Linked DNA regions of Homo sapiens: region 1 is linked to region 2. A link is an interaction called in ENCODE POLR2A ChIA-PET data of the cell type or tissue named here. Cell type or tissue: PC-9. All regions are shown on one strand. Each heading gives the region's core, and the rest is flanking DNA. Links, peaks and the distances in the headings are about the cores only.

Region 1 (10,083 bases), core at 690-8,689, 430 kb before region 2:
AGCCAACAGCAGTTATAAGCCCGAAAATCATAATTATAAATCTTGATTATAATTTAATAATATTACTTTTCAACTTCTACAAACAGGTAAATAAATAAAGGTCTAGAAATAGTTACGAAATAGGTATAAATTCAACTAATAAGAAAAAGATGTTTATTACAGCATAATCGACTTAAAATGAATTAACTAGTTATAATAAACATTTCTTTATGATCTCATTAACTATTTTTGCTGGCTATCTTACTACTACTACTTTAAAAAGCTCTTAAAGAAGAACTTCCAGACAATGATTTGGATGAAGCAGATCTCATAAATAAGCTATCTCAGGGGAATTCTGAAATGACATTTTAACACCTTCCCCACAAAAGCAGAGACACTCAACAGCACTTCACAGGCCTTAGAAGAGGTCCTCTAAGCTGGGACCATCCTTTGCAAAGAGGGCCTGTCCTTAACTACTTTTGCTATGTGCTAAGTATACACCCATGAATCACTAAAATGAATCATTAGGGCTGGCTGCAGTGGCTCACAGCTGTCATCCCAGAGCTGTGGGAGGCTGGGGTGAGAAAATCGCTTGAAGCCAAGAGTTTAAGACTTGCCTGGGCAACATAGCTAGAACCCATCTCCACAAACAAAAACAAAAACAAAAACAAAAACAAAAAACTTAGCCGGGTGCAGTGACACGCGCCTGGAGTCCCAGCTACTAGCTGAGGTGGGGGGATAGCTTGAGCCCAGGAGTCTGAGGTTCAGTGGGCTATGATCATGTCACTGCACTCCAGCGTGGGCGACAGAGCAAGACCTTGTCTCTTAAAAAAATCAATCTACCTACCTACCTATCTACCTATATATAATCATTAAAAGCAAAGAGAAAAGACCAGTGAACTGCACCAATACATGTAATTTAAGCAAGGAAAAAGAGAAGTGAAGCGTATTACCAGATATTTCCAAACATTTTGGCATGAAGGAAGAAATTCATGCCACCAAAAATACAAAATTTAAGTCCTCTTACTTACCTACACCAACCACAGACACTTTCAGTTTTCTCTTCACTGGTATAGCTAAATGGCACACTGATTTAATATATACTTACTTTGTTTTCAGTAACTAGTAGCTTTAGATCAATTTCTGCTTGGAGGCATCACTTTTTGTTGTTTTTTTTTTTTTGAGTCAGAGTCTTGCTCTGTCGCCGAGGCTGGAGTGCAGTGGTGCAATTTCAGCTCACTGCAACCTCCACCTCCTGGGTTCAAGCAATTCTCCTGCCTCAGCCTCCCAAGTAGCTGCGATTACAGGCGCCCGCCACCACACCCAGCTAATGTTTGTATTTTTAGTAGAGACGGGGTTTCACCATACTGGCCAGGCTGGTCTCAAACTCCTGACCTCGTGATCCGCCCACCTCGGCCTCCTAAAGTGCTGGGATTACAGGTGTGAGCCACTGCACCTGGCCCATATTTTCTAGTTATGTCACTGGTTACAATTCCATTTGAATAAAATCAAATGGCTGTGAAACACAATATAAAAAACTGAGCATAAAATCATTTTAGTAAAATAAATTTATTTTTTCAGTTCTGGTGATTATTTTTAATTTTTTTATGTGTATATTTTATATATATAGATAGATATAGATATAGATATAGATATTTAGACAGAGTTTTGCTCTGTCTCCCAGGCTGGAGTGCAGTGGTGCAAACTCAGGTCACTGCAATTTCGGCCTCCTGAGTTCAAGCAATTCTCCTGCCTAAGCCTCCCGAGCAGCTGGGACTACAGGCGTGTGCCTCCATGCCCAGGTAATTTTTGTATTTTTAGTAGAGACAGGCTTTCACCACGTTGGCCAGGCTCGTCTTGAACTCCTGACCTCAAGTGATCCACCCGCCTCAGCCTCCCAAAAGTGCTGGGATTACAGGAATGAGCCACCGTGCCCAGCCTAATTGTATATATTTAAGTTGTACAACTTAATGATTTTATATATATATATTATATATATACATACTGTGAAATAATTACTACAGTCAACCTAATTAACATATCCATTACCTCACCTGGTTGCCTTTTTTTGGGGGGTAAGAACACTTAGGACCGACCCTCTTAACAAATTTCAAGTACAGTACTATTACCTGTAGTTGCCATGCTTACATGTTGGAGGTGCAGAACTCACTCATCTTGTGTCACGGAAACTTTGTATCTCATTTCCCCATCCTCCTAACCCCTGGTAACCACCATTCTTCTCTGTATGACTTCGACTACTTTAGATTTCACATAAAAATGTGATCATACGATTTTTGTCTTTCTGTGTCTGGCTTTTTTCAATTAGAATAATGCACTCCAGGTCCATCCATGTTGTCACAAATTAAAAAAAATTTAAAAGAACATCAATTATTTATGTTGCCTCACATTCAAGTGGTAAGAAACAGGCATACCTGCGTTTACTGGGAATCACTCCGACCTCATCGCTCTCACCATCTGGTGTAACCTGCCTGGCTTGCCACCATTCATCATCAGAAGCATTAATAACATGGAGGATATCTCCAAATTTGAAGTTCAGTCCCTGACTGGGAAGCCCACTGTCTTTAGTCTTGTCATAATCAAAAAGGGCTCTAGAGTCAGAAGAAAAAAAGTCCATAATCACTTGTTATAATATTAATCAACATATCATAGGGTTCTGAAAGTATATGTAATTTGGGTAATTAAATATATCATAGTAGGCCAAATAATGCCCAGTTCAATTCTGCACTGCATACAAGATAAGACAAAAAAGAAATAGCAAAATCAACTTGCTATGAAAATACTGTATTGTATTATTTGTTTCTTTCAATATCACAAGACAAATTTTAAAAACGCTCTTGGATTGTAATCCAATGGTAAGTTATATTGAATTCTAAAATAGACAAATCCAGAGAGTTTGAAATTAATAAACAAAAAGTATTAAGATACATTCTTCTCTTTACTTTGATTAGATACATGTAGGAAAACAAATTCCCTGATATATTTGATTTATTAGTTGTGGACTGTACGACTAGATCAACATAGTGACTATTCTGTCCATTAATTATTCCTTCCATTTGTTCACAATACTAGAGTTGATAGAGTTTTCAGAGTCAGTAACAATGATGGACACTAATTACAGATGACTTTAACAGCTGCCAAATATTTTGGAGAAAGTAATAATTTAATACGGTAATTGCAAAGTGTTAAGAATATTTTAAAATTTGATAAAAAGAAAATATTGTGTGCTACCACTTGATTAATTAATGTACAACATTAAAATAAATCAAATTCTTAAGTCCAAATAAGCTCTCTCAAGAGTGTAAGAAAGGATCACAGCAATTACATTTATAATATAATTTATTCATTCTTTTGTTCTAATTTGGCAACTGGAAATTAGGATGAAAATCGTAATCTTTTTCACACTACCCAACATTTAAGAACCTAGCTCTTCAAGTAAAACTCAAGAGGGGTGGAATTACTTGATGGCTAAATAAATAAACTAGTAGTTAATGGTTTTTCAAATGAGTTCTTTCAAGTCTTTTCGTGGGGCTAAAGGTGCTAGGGAAGCAGGGGGGATCGTTAAGCAGGAGGGCTCACTTAAACATACATTCAAACATAGAGAAGATGAGGGCACAAATAAGCATAATATAAAATAGAAAATAAAGTACCTTAAGAGGTAGTACAAATGTCAAGACATTCAGAAAAGGAAAATACTAACTTCTTACATTATTATAAAAATTCATCTTTTGAATCACAAAATGTAACAGTATTATTGAACAACAAAGGAAATCACCCACAATCTCTACTTACGTTAGCATTTTAACATTCTCTTTTAATATATTTGATTCATAAAAAAAGAAACCCATGGAATACATGTGAGTTATTAATCGTAAGAGTGCAATGAACATCTGTTCACCTACTACCCAACCCAAGACTACACACAAAACCTTCATCAGTAATTCACATTCACCTGCGTATATTCCCTCTGATCCTGATTCCCTTGGATCAAGAGTTAACCACTATTAGAATGTAACTATCATTCTTAATGTTTATTTCTTTGACTCATTCTTTTTTGGTTGGTTTGGTTTTATCATATAATATGTGAGTGACTAAAAGATATAATGTATGTTTTTGCTTGTTTCAGAGCTTTATAAAGAGGTATTCTGTAGGTAGTTTTTTGCAGCCTTTTTTTTTTTTGGCTTTTGAAATTAGAAATACATTGACTAAAAAAAACCCCACAAGACTCAGGTGTGGTGGTGGTGGTGGTGTGTGCCTGTAGTCCCAGCTACTTGGGATGTTAAGGTGTGAGGATCCCTTGAGCCCAGGAGTCCAAGACAAGCTTAGCCAACAGGGCAAGACCCCATCTCAAAAAGAACCATGAGGCTTCTGATTAACTATAGCACACTGTGTCTATTTCTTCTCCACCCTGACTCATTAAAATGACAATAAAATACGAAAAATACAAAAGAGAGAAGACAACAGGGGAAGAGAGATTTTAACACATTTCTGGATGATGCTAATTAAATTTAGCAGAATGAAAGAAGCTATAAATGGAGTGGCAGCAGAGAGGGTTATAGAAACAAGTTTTATTCCATAAGAATCCTGGAGATGGTCATAAATTAGAAGTGTACAGTAGTACCAAGGTAGGCAGGGATAAGTTACTGTACTAAAAACAGAAGGTAGAAACACTGTATGTAGCACTTAGACCAACCCCACCAAAGTTCCTTTTCCCAGTCCCCAAACCCACAGAAGACCAGTGGTTTAGTCTCCAGAGAAATTGAATTTGAGGAGCTGTATACTCTGAAACTTGGTGGAGAAGGGGAAGGTGGTTGGACTGAAATGGATGAAAATAAAATTCTAGCAACTTGGTTTATACTATTGGCAGGAGACAGGGATTCTTCTCTAAGGATATTTAATTATAGAAAAGAACAGAATGACGTGGGACAGGAGAGAAAATTTAAGAGCCAATTTATCCCCCCCTTTACCCCACTGTCTTCTAGTTAAATCCATTATCTTCATTTCTCTATTCCTAAGAGTGGAAAACAATGAAAGGAACACTGGATATTTAAAGAATGCCTTATATAAAACACTAAAGAAAAAACCTCCAAGAAAATAGGATAGCTAGAAAAAAGGAATACAGAGAAAGCAAAGAATACAAAAAAGCAGAAGAAAATCTCAGAGACACACCAGATCATGTCCACAAAAGAAATGGAAGATGAGGGAGCTCCTGCAAAATAAAACAGGGTATCATTCCCTCCCCCACATTCCAAATTCTCTACTGGGGAGAAGGCAAAACAAAGTCATTTCAGACATGCTAAGCCTCAAAGGGTGCCTCCCACACACCTTTTCGCAGGAATTTACTGGAGGATGTGCTCTAGGAAGATTAATTGAGAAAGAAGAAAATGTGGCATCTAGGAAACATGTGACATAGTAGACAGCCAAAGGAAATAGAATAATGGCAAAAGGGAAGTCCCAGCTGAGAGCTATACAGCACGTTTACAGAGGAACTAGTCTAGACTGGAGCATAAAGATAGAAAAAACCTGAACTATCAGACCGTATGTGTGACCATATGTTTTCATCATGTGAAAAACTCTACAGTGGTTACTGGAAGATACAGAAAGATATTTAGTAGTAAGAATATGAAAAATCAAATAAAATGCAAGACAATTATTAAGTCCAGGAAAAATGAAGGGCTGCAGAAGAAAGGAGGCAGCTCATAGGGTACCACTCGACTGAGTCATGACAGCTATTGCATAGTCACATGACTGTAAATGCTATTAGTTTTATTAACAGAGATAGGCTATGTTTGGGTGATGGTGATGAGACTGAATGAGTGGTTTGGTTCTACACAGAAACGTTCTCATCTACCATGGTTGTAAGACTAATGCGCAAAACTGGTAAAGTAGAAGATAGCAGTATATGCATGTTATTTAGAAATATAGAGGCGAAGGCTTCATATTTAGAAATAAGGAGGTGAAGGAAGTTTGCTAGGAAAATGGAGGATGCTTGTTTCTGGAGAATGAAACTAGGGGCTGGTGCCGGTGACAGTTGTTTTTCATTATAAGTCTTTAGATAATATATGGTTTTAAAAAATAGAAGCTGGGCACAGTGGCTCATGCCTGTAATGCCAGCACTTGGGAGGCCAAGGTGGGTGAGGCCCATGAAGTCAGGAGATCGAGACCAGCCTGGCAAACATGGTGAAACCCCATCTCTACTAAAAACACAAAAATTAGCCAGGCATGGTGGCATGTGCCTACAGTCCCAGCTACTTGGGGGGCTGAGGCGGAAGGATCCCTTGAACCCGGGAGGTTGAGGCTACAGTGAGCTGAGATCGCGCCACTGCACTTCAGCCTGGGTGACAAAGTGAGACCCTGTCTTTAAAAAAAAAAAAAAAACAGAAAGAAAATAGAGCATTACTTCTCTAAAAATAACAAGTGAAGATTCACTAAATGTACCGAAAATAAATATAACCTATTATGTTCTGATTTTTATGCCTTTGTAAATATTTAATCAAGTACAAATAAAAGGCAACACCTATTAATTATACTAAAATTAGGAAATGTAGATAAGCAAAAAAAAAGAAAGTGTAAAAAAGAGAGTAGAAAAATCCATGTTCTTCCTTCTTCGATATATTTGTATATATAAAATACTTTTAATGACTTTGGAACACAAGAGTTTAATGAGTACTGCTAGAATTGGCGAAGGGAAAAAAAAATCTGATGCATTTAAGATTCCCACATCACTGGTAGGGTTATAAGTACCAAGTACAGCAAAAGACAAAAGGAACAGAAAGAAGAAAGTGAGAAAGGTTTGCTTTCATGATGTATCAGAGTAAGATTATGTGAAGACAGTAAGTCATATCATATGTAAACAAGTACAGAGTACCTGTTTGTGTGTATAGATACACGTGTATAGGATACATGTTTATATATGTAACATATCTCTCTCATCAGAAGGATAAATGAAACGTATTAGGAACAGGTCCCCCAACAGAATCAGGACGACTGAGATGATAATTTATAAAGAATGGTTCAGATTACTTACAGTGCTAATGTTACAGTAACAGTATAATAAAGTTATCAGTTAAAGTTCTACTAAAAGTATACAGAATACAAATACATTCGGATTTCTGTTTTAAGTCTTATAAGCCAACGAAATGAAAAAAAAAAAAAGAAACACCCCAGTTTATATACTAATATCACCTATTTATTAGACCTATGTTGCCACTTAACCTTTATATATTATAGGAAAATAACATATTTGCCTTCTCCCAAGTGTTTAAAAAATGCATGTAGAAATTTTCCAAATATGCATTATTTACCGAGGCTATTCACATTTTAAATTATTATTTACATATGCCTCCTTTGCTACTATGGAAATTGCCAGGTAATTAAATGTTACTTGAATGGAAAATATATTAGAAAAGGACAGAGGTTAAATCTAAGTGTTAGACATGATATCATCAAGCTTGTAGTCACTACTAACACATCAATCTGAAAACAATTTCTGGTCCACAGAAATTTCTTCCTTTATTATATCATCATTATTCAAGGATTACATAACTTTCATTAATAAAATTATTAATACAATAATATTCCAATTCTTGAAAGGCACACTGTCAGAGAGAATCAATAATAAAAAACAACACTGATTGGCAATATATTTTCTTACGGTAAAACTAAGTAAGTTATAGTGAAAAATACAAAATAATTTACATGCATAACTAATTAAGATTTGCCATAATTAGAAGTAAAAAAATTTACCTGACATAGAGGGATCGCTTCTGGCTAGTTCGAAGAGAACCTGACCCTGAACTAATACTACTATTCATCATCTGCTCCCGTAAATCATGTATTTTAGCTTCAAAACGACTGTATTCTGATGGAAGAAAAAGAGAAATAAATTGATATATTTTCAAAAAATAAGTTATTTGAAGATAACGTATTAAATATGTAAACTGTCCTATAATTGATTAAATGTGGTTAGAACCTTAAAATAGTAATATGCGAAAGATTTTGCCCAACACATAAATTTCAAAAAAAAATTATTAATAACCTAAATGTACCATAAATTAGAATTGGCTGAGTTAGAATTTTTCTACATGCTCTTTTAAAGTTTATACCACATTTAGTCAATTAAATGACAATTTCCATGCATCAGACAGCAGTAATCTTATATTACTGTTGAATTTAAGTGTAAATTTTAAAAATCAGGATTTATTCTAATTTTTATATTAAGGAAGAAACCTATAATAATAATTAATACACTAGATGCTTTGATTATTGACTTTTTCCCCTTGAGACAATCAGTTCATTTTACATACTTCAATATGGAACTTGTGCAGGGTCAACATTAAAGGGAAAAATATGCCTTAAACAAGTGATAAACAAAATTTATTTTAACTGATTTTATAATTTATAAATTATCAAAATTCAAGACACAAAAGCAATCTGAAGTAATATTTGTGAATATTTTTATTTAAAATATTTTTTATACAAAAATATGATTTTGAAAATGGACAATTTAAAGCTACATATTAAAAACTACTAAATCTATTAATGACAAAAGTTTAAGCACCTTTTCAAAAATATTGCAGTTACATGGTTATAAACACATATCTTTTTTCCCCTCTATTTATAACAAATTGCAGACAACTAGGTCATTTCAAATCTGAGTTTCTTATAAAGCCTGTCTTACAGCAAATAACTTCTCTGGGATTTTGTGTAGGTTAAGATGACAGAGTAAGAGTAAGCATGATTATTGTTGAGTTACTCTTTCTTTCACCATAATCATCAACTTTGTTTTACGGATAATAAGCTCAACTGAAGCAACAATTCATCAAAAAGCTTAGAAACATTTAAAATTCCACATTAATAATAAAATATTTTACTATCCTTTCAAAATTACAACAAAACACTTAAAATAAAAACATAAATAGCCTTAATAGTAGAATGTATCCATCATAATTAAATAAATATCAATCCATGGCAAGTTGTCTTTGGTATGTGTAGAAACAGCTAAACTATAGACTGATGAATGGAGATCATAAAAATATATCATGAGTTTATACTGGTTTTTCTAATGAAAAATTAGGACCACTGGGTTTTTACTTAAGCTCTCCTATTTTAGCGTTGTATCTGCTTTCTTGGATATGAGTAATTCTGGTTCTCAAGATAGTGGAGATAGCAGAATAAAAGTACCGGCATAATGACTTACTTGTTTTATCCAATATTACAACAGTGAATTAGACCACCAACACTACTACCATGATATGATTACTGTAAACAGTTAACTATTTCCTGTAGCTTTTAATCCTTAGGCTATAGCTAGAGATGTATGGTTGAATTATTGTTTTCTTTTTTTATTTTTAGAGACAGGGTCCTGCCCTGTTGCCCAGGCTGGACTACAGTGGCACAAGCATAGTTCACTGCAGGCTTGAGCTCCTGGGCTCAAGCAATCCTGCCTCAGCCTTCCGAGTAGGTGAGACCATCGTGTGCACCAACATGCTTGGCTAATTTTTAAAAAATTATTTTTGGTAGAGATGGCATCTTGCTGTGTTGCCCAGGCTGTTCTTGAACTCCTGGCCTCAAGCAGTCCTCTCGCTTTGGCCTCTCACAGCTCTGGGATCACAAGTGTGAGCCACTGTACCTGGCCAATTACCATTTTAAAATCACTTGGAATAGTTCCTTCCTGAGTATTACTGTTGCCAAGTGGATACACATTTAGATTCATTTGTACTTTATTTTCAACTTCAATTTGCCTTTAAAATTTTTCATTGATTTTATAAGTAGGTAAAATAACTCCACAGTCAAATCTATAAAACACAGGTATTTAAAAGTCCAGCTTCTATCCCTTTTTCTCATCCTATTCTGTCCTGATCCTTATATGTCAACATTTAAACAATATAAAGATACCCACAAACACGCAAATACATTTACATTTATTCCATATTTTTATATCTGTATATATGTGTGTATATATACACACAAACATCACAAGCATAATACATTTCTTTTCTTTTTGTTTTTTCAGACGGAGTTTCACTCTGTCACCAGGCTGGAGTGCAGTGGCGCGATCTTGGCTCACTGCAACCTCCGCCTTCT
Region 2 (9,927 bases), core at 907-8,906:
CAACATGGTGAAACCCCATCTCTACTAAAAATACAAAAATTAGCCCGGCATGGTGGTGGGTGCCTATAACCCCAGCTACTTGGAAGGCTGAGGCAGGAGAACCGCTTGAACCAGGGAGGCGGAGGTTGCAGTGAGCGGAGATGGTGCCATTGCACTCCAGCCTAGGGGACTGAGCAAGACTGTGTCTGGAAAAACAAAAATCTCCAGAAACATTCCCACCCCCTCCATACAGCCAGCTCTGAGTCACTGGCTGCTGGCTGGCCAGTCACACAGCACCATGGACATGCAGAGGTACCAGTGGGCACTTGGTGTGTGCTGCCCAGATGAGGACACAGAGTTAGTCAGAAGATTCTCGGGCAAATGGATCCAAAACAGTCCTGGAATGCAAATGTGAAGTATTTCCACAGCCGTGGCAGGAACACATAACTGGCACTATTTATAAGCGATAAAAGGGTTATTTCATGCATCCTCTTTAAGCTGCAAATGCTTCATTTACAAAAGAAAAAAACCTGTCCTTTTCATTCATGAGACTGGCTTAAGGATCAAATGAGATCTGTTTTTAATATAAAGATGTTTTCTTAAAATCTCTGTATGAAATTATCTCCGGAGAGATAGATTCACCATGTTTGCCCTGAGATTTAGAGGCCTCTGCCTGCCACTCCACACCCTGTTTGTGAAGGCCCAAGTCACTCACTATGCAAAGAAGTCATTCCCTCTAGTTAGTGTTAAAACCAGTTATGGGTCTTCCTGGCATGGTGGATAATCCACACGTGGATAATCAAGAGTTGACTATATGGGTTCCTCCCTCCCCTCCCCTTCCACCAGGGATCCCTGACAGAGGCCACAGCGAGACTCTTCAGCGGATGTAGATCATGTCGGAGATGGCTCCAGGCAAGTGGGTCATGATCTGCATTCGCAGCCACCAGTAGTAGTCCATGGGGTGGTAGCGGGTGTAGGGGGTGGTGGCGGTCAGGGCGTGTGTGACAGCATCGATGACAGGGGACGTGTCTGTGGAGCCACTGCTGCAGTAGGTCTCCATCTTGGCGATCTTTTCATCAAAGTACTTCTTGCCGTAGTCCTTGCGCACGACCTCAGGCAGCTCCTCCCACATCTTCTTGGCGATGGCCTGAATGCTCTCAGGGCTGTAAAGGCTGGTGGCAGCGATGAAGTTGCCGGGCTCCACCACGCTGACCTTCACGCCCAGGGGGTACATCTCATAGCGCAGGCAGTCCGAGAAAGCCTCTACCCCGAACTTGGTGATGCAGTACGGGGAGCGGGCCGGGTTGGCCATGCGGCCCAGCATGCTGCTGATATTGACGACGCGGCCTACAGAGGGAGACAGAGGTACCTGCTAAGCCGTTACTGCCCTATGACACAGCGGGCAGAAGTCTGGCATGTCTCTAGAGGCTTGGCTGGAACCACTTCTGAGCCACCCAGGAGCCTTCTCAGTCAATAGGCAAGGCCAGCTCAGGCCCACGCATCAGCATCGGCACCCCTGGTCTTCCCTGGGAACCTGGCTGTGCCAGGCAGGACAGGGGAGGACAAGTGAGTGAGAAGCAGCAGGGCACAGTGTAATGGGCAACACGCAACTGACTCAAAAACCAGATCAAGCCCGATGCGGTGATAATTTGGGGTGAAAACACGAGGGGAGAAGTGGGAGGCGAGACAGCTGTCTGTGTGGATCTGAGCTTTCACTATAGGCAAGGTCTGGTGCTGGTGAGGGAGAAATACAGCCTGAAAGCTTCCCCTTCCCCTTATGGAGCTTAAAGTCCAGCTCCAGTAGTACGACGTGCAGATAAGTAGCACACTAGGGCCAAGTGTCTAGCCACTGACAGCAGCCCTGGCGATGGGGGTTGGAGTGCAGACGAGGAAGTACCTGGGGCTGCAGCTGGGAGGGAGCCCCGGGACAGCCCTGAAAGAGGACAGGACCCGTGCTGTTAGGCCCAACTCCCCAACTCCATTCCACCCTGGTAGGGTGGAGCCTGGGTGGAGACCAGGACCGCCTGGCAAACAGAGCAGCAGGCAGGGGCAGGGGCAGGATTTCTGAACCTGACTTCAGGGCTAGGATATGAGGAGAGAGTCCTGGGCACTGGGAGAGTGTGGTGATCCCCCTCCAAAGGCCACAGGCCCAGCCTGGGGGCATCAGGGGCCTCCCACAGCTCCTCCTGGCCCTGGGAACAGAGGGGTTGGAAGTGGATTGCATTTGGCCCAGCCCGGGAAGCCGAGGCGGATCTGGGACCAGTTTTCCTGGGAGGGAACTCAGCCCATCCAGGTGTGTCCCGGGGAGGGCACTCAGCCCATCCAGGTGTGTCCCCGGGAGGGCACTCAGCCCATCCAGGTGTGCCCCCGGGAGGGCACTCAGCCCATCCAGGTGTGCCCCCGGGAGGGCCCTCAGCCCATCCAGGTGTGCCCCCGGGAGGGCACTCAGCCCATCCAGGTGTGCCCCCGGGAGGGCACTCAGCCCATCCAGGTGTGTCCCCGGGAGGGCACTCAGCCCATCCAGGTGTGTCCCCGGGAGGGAACTCAGCCCATCCTGGGGGAGGCACCTTTCAGAAAGCTCTAAATTTGAAGTCACTGAAGGGTTGGGGTTTCCATCTAAAATCCTACAGCTGCAGTCTGTGTTCATGCTTGTTGTTGCTAGGACTTCACCATAGATGTATGGATCTTACCCTTTTTGCCACAATTGTTTGCTATGCCAGAGAAAAAAATCCAAGTCAATGACTTCTAAAGTGGTTTGCTCACATTTGGCCACCCACATGGTTTGGGTGTTTTGTTGGTTTTCCAAATTTCTAATCTTGATTTTTACTATTGTTCCCTAATACCACAATGATCTCATTTTTTAAACTACGATATAAATAACCCATAGAATGAATATGCCAGATTTTACTAACCACACCTGACTGATACAAAGATGTGTACACACAGCTTTGTGCAAAGGGTGATTCTCTCTATAGATTAGGTGTGCAGAGTGGATGGCTGCTCAACTCTTTAAGCTTTTGCTGCATGGACCACTGACCTCTTACCTGCTCTGCTTCCTCCTCCCCTACCCGGCCACAGCCCCTCTGCCCACCATCACCCCAGGCCCAGCATAGTCCCTGGGATTCACGAGCTCACCTCTGCTGAGTTGTGGACATTGGAGCTGCTGGGACAGGTATTTCCATTCTGAGCAAAGATGAACACGTGGGGCAGGTTCAGGGGCAGGAGGGAGCTCCCTTTCCCACTCACCTTTGGCCCTTCGGATGAGGGGGAGAAAGGATTTCGTCATCCGCACTGTGCCCCAAAGGTTCACTTCTGCCACCTGCTTGTAGGTCTCCAGGCTGGTGAACTCCACCTCCCCGAACGTTGAGATGCCGGCATTGTTAACGAGGCCCCACATGCCTGGACAGGAGAGGGATAGATGTGCATTTACCACATGGGCTTGGCCCAGACATTGCCCATCAGCCTGCAGGCCAGCCTCCTCTCTGCTTCTTTCCTGTGACTTCCCAGCCTCTCGCCCAGTGCTCTCAAGAAACTTTCTAGAGTCACTCAGGAACGACAGGAGGTAAAGAGGCCTAAAGTGCTGACTGCAGCCCTCCCTTGCGTCTAGAATGTCCAGTCCTCACGTCACATCTGCCTGGCTCGAGTCTCTGGGCCCATCATGACCCAGCCTGCCGTGTCCCCCGGCCTTCAGTCTCACCTCACCTCAAATTCCCACTTCCACTCCACTCCACCCCATCCCATCCCCACACCCTGAGTTTGAGTTTCACGCCCCGTTCCTGTTTACTCATCTCTGCCCTTGAGCTTTTGCTCACGTCTTCTCTTCTCTTGCCAGAAGCCAGGGAAATCACAGGGGAGGTGGGCACGAGGAGGCAGCTGTGTTTTGCAGGGACCTCTCTGAGTTCAGTTTGTTGGGGTGCAAAGGCTGGATGGGTCAGAGCCTCAGGACAGAGCTGGGCCCTGCCTCTTTGTTGTGGAAACCCTCAGTGTTTGGTCTCCCGGGCCGATAGCCCCGTGCTCCTTCCCAAGGCACAGCCTCAGAGCAGAGCTCCCATCCTGGGGCCCTCCCCTGCCTGTGGGAACTCGGCGCTGCTTTATTTTCCAAGTTAATCATGGAAATGAGTTTGTGTAAATGACAGAGTAATTGGTCTCTAGCTGCTTTCCTTCCGTGTTACCCAAATTAAAGCTTCATTCACTGCCCTCTGGTGCCTTCTCCTTCAATTATGGAGAATTAAGGGCATTTATTAGGGAAAGGAAATTGCTGGTTAACAGAGTGTCCATGAAGAGCTCACTCCCACTCTCCACCAAAGCCTTGCGGGTGTCTCCCTGCTCTAGGTCTCACCTGTGACCTCGCTCAGATGCTAATGACAGGATCAGCGTCATCCACGACCCCACAGCTCCCACTGTCTCCCTGCAGACGCGCCCTGAGTCTTCACCTTCTTCTCTTCCCAGGAGGAGCAGCAGGCCACTCCCCACCCGTCATGGCTGACACTTCCACGTCATCTTCGAGACCATAGCCACTGATCCTTCTCTCTCTTTTACACAATTTCAGCTTTTCCACTGCCCATGACTCCATCCCTTCAGTTCTATACACATTAGGAGCTCAACAAATGTGTGTTAGATGAATGAGTGTCCACAAATACCGCATTTCCATATCCCGAAGATCCTTCTGTAACTGTGCTACCTGCTCTCCCTCCCTCCACGCCAGGCTTCCAAGAACTCTATCCTGTAATACAAAGATTAGCCGGGTGTGGTGGCGGGCACCTGTAGTCCCAGCTACTCGGGAGGCTGAGGCAGGAAAATCTCTTGAACCCAGGAGGCAGAGGTTGCAATGAGCCGGATCATGCCACGGCACTCCAGCCTGGGTGACAGAGCACGCACACACACACACACACACACACGCGCGCGCGCGCGCTCTATCCTCTCCATCTCCCTTCCATACCACACTGGGTCCCAGCCCTCAGCTGTCCTGACCACGCAGTCTCCAGGGTCTCCAGGGTGGTACACCAAGGACCTCACCCCCAGTCTTCACTCTCCTCAGGCTCGCTACGATATGAGTACTGCCAGTACTCCTTGAGGCTCACCTCTCCCTCAGCATTAGTGATACCCAGGCATCTCCTGCATCTTCCCTGACACCTTTCTTTCACCTGCCCCCAGATACAAGTGGCCCCCAATGTCCTGGCCTAATCCTGCTCCTCTCAAAGTACACTTAACTCTTAGGTGTCCTCATCTTCTTCATGTTTGTGAATTTTGCAGCCGTTTTGTGTTTGATTCATAACGGACAATATCCCATGACTTAAAATGCATACAGCCCTTTCTCTACCTAAAAATAAAACAATGACATTTGACGCTACTATCCAAAAAAGTTTAATGAAACATGACCTGTGAAAGTGCACAGCCCCTGGATTACAGCTTTAATGAGTGTTGAGAGTGGTGGACCTAGTTGCCATCTGGAATCCTCAGCCAATGTTCTGAATAAACTCACGGAGGCATGCCCGCTGGTTGGGTGACAGCAACTTTCCTGTAACATCCCCAAGATCGCCTCCGCACCAGTGGCCCCTCAGTTCTCCTTGGGAGTCACGGCTCTCTCTCCTCATCCCATCTCCTGTCTCGCTTCCACCTGAATGTCCCACGGGTCCCTGACTCACCCTAACCACAACCAACACGTCAAGTTTCCAAGCTGCCCAAGCCTGCTCCTCCTCTTTGTTAATGATTTTACTTTTGTCTGTGACTCCTCCAGCTCCTCCACCCCTCCCCCACCTACTGAGTCACCCAGTACTGCTAATATTACAGCTCAAGATCAACATGACAGCTGGCAGACCCCTAATCAAGCCCTTTACATTCATTAACTTCCCTGATCCTCACAACCACCCTGGAAAATAGATCCTAAATTGTCTCATATCCGGTTGAGGCAACTGAAGCTCAGAGAGGTTAAGCACCTTGGTCAATGTCACCCAGCTAACAGGCAGGGAGGGTGGGATTTGGACCCAGATCTCTCTGAGGACAAAGTCCCCACGCCCCAGGCTGTTGCTGGTTTCCTCTGCTGGGTCAGTTCTTCCTTCCTGTTTCCACTAGCATTCCCTTGGGTCCTCGCTGCCTGTCTCCTGGGCTGCTGGAGAAGCCTCCTGGGTCTGTTTGTCTCACTCACTCCTCCACCTCCGTCTTCACCCCACCCCTCAGGCAGACCCATCAGTCACTTCCTGCTCTATGGTCTCCATCCCCCCTCAGGCCGACCCCCGCATCAGTCATTTCCTGCTCTATGGTCTCCATCCCCCCCTCAGGCCGACCCCCGCATCAGTCATTTCCTGCTCTATGGTCTCCATCCCCCCCTCAGGCCGACCCCATCAGTCACTTCCTGCTGTATGTCTCCATCCCCTCCTCAGGCTGACCCCCCCACCCCATCAGTCATTTCCTGCTCTATGGTCTCCATCCCCCCTCAGGCCGACCCCCTCATCAGTCATTTCCTGCTCTATGGTCTCAATCCCCCTTCAGGCCGACCCCCCCATCAGTCACTTCCTGCTCTATGGTCTCCATCCCCCTTCAGGCCGACCCCCCCATCAGTCACTTCCTGCTCTATGGTCTCCATCCCCCCTCAGGCCGACCCCCCCAATCAGTCACTTCCTGCTCTATGGTCTCCATCCCCCTTCAGGCCGACCCCCCCATCAGTCACTTCCTGCTCTATGGTCTCCATCCCCCCTCAGGCCAACCCCCTCATCAGTCATTTCCTGCTCTATGGTCTCCATCCCCCTTCAGGCCGACCCCCCCATCAGTCACTTCCTGCTCTATGGTCTCCATCTCCCCCTCAGGCTGACCCCCCCAATCAGTCACTTCCTGCTCTATGGTCTCCATCTCCCCCTCAGGCTGACCCCCCCCATCAGTCACTTCCTGCTCTATGGTCTCCATCTCCCCCTCAGGCTGACCCCCCCCAATCAGTCACTTCCTGCTCTATGGTCTCCATCTCCCCCTCAGGCTGACCCCCCCAATCAGTCACTTCCTGCTCTATGGTCTCCATCTCCCCCTCAGGCTGACCCCCCCCATCAGTCACTTCCTGCTCTATGGTCTCCATCTCCTCATCAGGCTGACCCCCCCCAATCAGTCACTTCCTGCTCTATGGTCTCCATCCCCCCTCAGGCCGACCGCCCCCCATCAGTCACTTCCTGCTCTATGGTCTCCATCTCCCCCTCAGGCTGACCCCCCCAATCAGTCACTTCCTGCTCTATGGTCTCCATCTCCCCCTCAGGCTGACCCCCCCCAATCAGTCACTTCCTGCTCTATGGTCTCCATCTCCCCTCAGGCCGACCCCCCCCCATCAGTCACTTCCTGCTCTATGGTCTCCATCCCCCCTCAGGCCGACCCCCCCCATCAGTCACTTCCTGCTCTATGGACTCCATCCCCCCCTCAGGCCGACCTCCCCGATCAGTCACTTCCTGCTCTATGGTCTCCATCTCCCCCTCAGGCTGACCCCCCCGATCAGTCACTTCCTGCTCTATGGTCTCCATCCCCCCCTCAGGCCGACCCCCCCGATCAGTCACTTCCTGCTCTATGGTCTCCATCTCCCCCTCAGGCTGACCCCCCCAATCAGTCACTTCCTGCTCTATGGTCTCCATCCCCCCTCAGGCCGACCCCCCCCATCAGTCACTTCCTGCTCTATGGTCTCCATCCCCCCTCAGGCTGACCCCCCCCATCAGTCACTTCCTGCTCTATGGACTCCATCCCCCCTCAGGCCGACCCCCCCCCATCAGTCACTTCCTGCTCTATGGACTCCATCCCCTCCTCAGGCCGACCCCCCCCATCAGTCACTTCCTGCTCTATGGTCTCCATCCCCTCCTCAGGCCGACCCCCCTCATCAGTCACTTCCTGCTCTATGGTCTCCATCCCCCCTCAGGCTGACCTCCCCGCCCCATCAGTCACTTCCTGCTCTATGGTCTCCATCCCCCCCTCAGTCACTTCCTGCTCTATGGTCTCCATCCCCCCTCAGGCCGACCCCCCAATCAGTCACTTCCTGCTCTATGGTCTCCATCCCCCGCTCAGGCACCCCCCATCAGTCACTTCCTGCTCTATGGTCTCCATCCCCTCCTCAGGTGGATCCCCCCATCAGTCACTTCCTGCTCTGTGGTCTCCATCCCACAGCATGGTAGGCCAGGCCTTTTCCAAGCTTCTCCCTTACTCCTCCACATATGTTCTGCTGCCTGTCAGCCTGCGAGCAGCTTGTGTTGAAATTCTTCCCATGCTCTTGTAGTGGTCTGATCCAGGCATGAGTGCTGGACGGCTCAGAGCACTCTCCCACTTCACAGATGGGCAAGCTGAGACCCACACAGGGGGCAGGTGCAAGCCCAAGATCACATTTCTAATAAGTGAAGCCCAGGTCAGGCGTGGTGGCTCAGGCCTATAATCCCAGCACTTTGGGAGTCCAAGGCAGGTGGATCACCTGAGGTCAGGAGTTTGAGACCAGCCTGGCCAACCTTGTGAAACCCCTTCTTTACTAAAAAAAAAAAAAAAATTAGCTGGGCATGGTGGCAGGCGCCTGTAATCCCAGCTCCTCGGGAGGCTGAGACAGGAGAATCACTTGAACCCGGGATGTGGAGGTTTCAGTGAGCCGAGATCGCACCATTGCACTCCAGCCTGGGCGGCAGAGTAAGACTCTGTCTCAAAAAAATTAATTAATTAATTAATTAATGTTGACTGACTGACTGGTAAGTGATGTGCCAAGATCAGGCCATGCCCACGGCCTGCTCTCGGGCCCACTGGCTCGGTGTCCCCTGGGGTGGGGACAGGGAGGGCTGGTCCCAGGCTCCAGATGTCCTGTCCCTCAGCGTCCTGCGGGGGTCGGGGCCGGTGGCAGATGGCTCTGTGGCTCTCACCAGACAATCTCCTTCATCTCGCCCCCGTGGCTGGCTCCCCGGGCTTTGGCAGCAACTGTTCCACAGAGCCAGGCTGCAGGGCGTCAAACTCGCCAACCAAATGTGCCCCCCCGGTGGAGAAGGGGAAGAGGACCCTTCTGACATGTCCTGCATGGGGTGTGGGTCGGTGGCGGCCACTGCGGGTCGGAACGCTCTGGGAGGGTGCTCCCTGGAGTTCACAGCCGGCATTGCCTGAGGGGGAATTGCCAAGGCAAGGCCAAGACATGGCAGAGTGGCAGAGTGTGGAGGGGAAGCAGGGAGAGGGAGGAGAGGGAGACGGGAAGAAAGCGAGAGCAGGAGATGGGGGACACGCCACTGCATATCTGACGGATGTACTGTTTTCTTCAGACCTAAAAGTCTTCAAATCCTTTTCCAAAAAAAAAAAATGCAGTATCGGTTAAGGAAGTTGATGGTGAGAGGTTCATCCAGCCCTCCGGAATGCCCGGCGTGGGAAAAGCAGCAGGGAAAGGTCTGCGCGTCAGGCTGGTGCTGGGGTTGGAGCCCAGATCCCCGGGCAGGGGGTGAGTGCCTCCCCTCTGTGTGGGCCGGGGCCCACCCTGCCTTGTAGGTTAGGCTGCCTGGCCAGTCCAGTACAGACAATGGAAGTGATTCTGCCCCAGAGTCAGGGGGGCAGGGGACGAGGACCGCCAGCCTGAGCAAGCCGGCCTGGTGCGTTCTCTGCTTGGGTCTCCGGTGATGACGCCTTTCCACGGGCATTTTAGATCACCACAAAACCCACGCTATAATCAAGTGGCTTTATGGTGCCGATGCAGCTGTTTTCCTGCCCAGTAGTTTATGAAGGAAAATATAGCAGCTGCCCAGGGAAGGTGGGAGGGAGGAGAATTTACCGCCAGGGAAGGGCGAAGCAGGCTGCAGGTTCTGAGCCGGTAATCACCCCAGCGGGACCCATCCTGCCTTTTCTTAATGGGCTGGCTCTGCCTGTTAATTATTAAACAGATGTTCAGCGAGAACAGAGAACAGAGAGGCCTGTGAATGGCCTGTTGGGAGGATGGGAGCGACAGTGGGCTGATGAGGTGGCACATCAGAGACA

Evidence for each region. ChIA-PET counts read pairs that join two places held together with the same protein. Peaks named below come from ENCODE experiments on the same cell type or tissue, not always from the same donor. Only the 100,000 strongest peaks of a DNase experiment are listed, where the experiment ranks them.
Region 1: POLR2A ChIA-PET joins it to region 2 with 21 read pairs; 2 of 35 experiments call an interaction of 5 or more read pairs at or near these places.

The regions. Positions count from the first base shown.
Region 1 is chr3:197,083,169-197,093,251 of GRCh38, forward strand. DLG1 (discs large MAGUK scaffold protein 1) reads right to left here. Exons shown (of 25, transcript NM_001366207.1): 15 at 7,744-7,858; 16 at 2,412-2,588. Among named protein-coding and RNA genes, the nearest start is that of MELTF, 58 kb to the left of the region's middle. In PC-9, for the core only: no CTCF peak of the experiment used is centred there; no DNase peak of the experiment used is centred there.
Region 2 is chr3:197,511,039-197,520,965 of GRCh38, forward strand. It overlaps BDH1 (3-hydroxybutyrate dehydrogenase 1), which reads right to left. Exons shown (of 8, transcript NM_203314.3): 7 at 3,226-3,378; 8 at 1-1,326. The coding sequence ends at 857. Among named protein-coding and RNA genes, the nearest start is that of LINC02012, 6.3 kb to the left of the region's middle. RefSeq lists enhancers at 714-1,251, 9,774-9,927. In PC-9, for the core only: no CTCF peak of the experiment used is centred there; a DNase peak (open chromatin) is centred at 5,673; H3K4me3 peaks cover 339 bases; H3K27ac peaks cover 1,230 bases.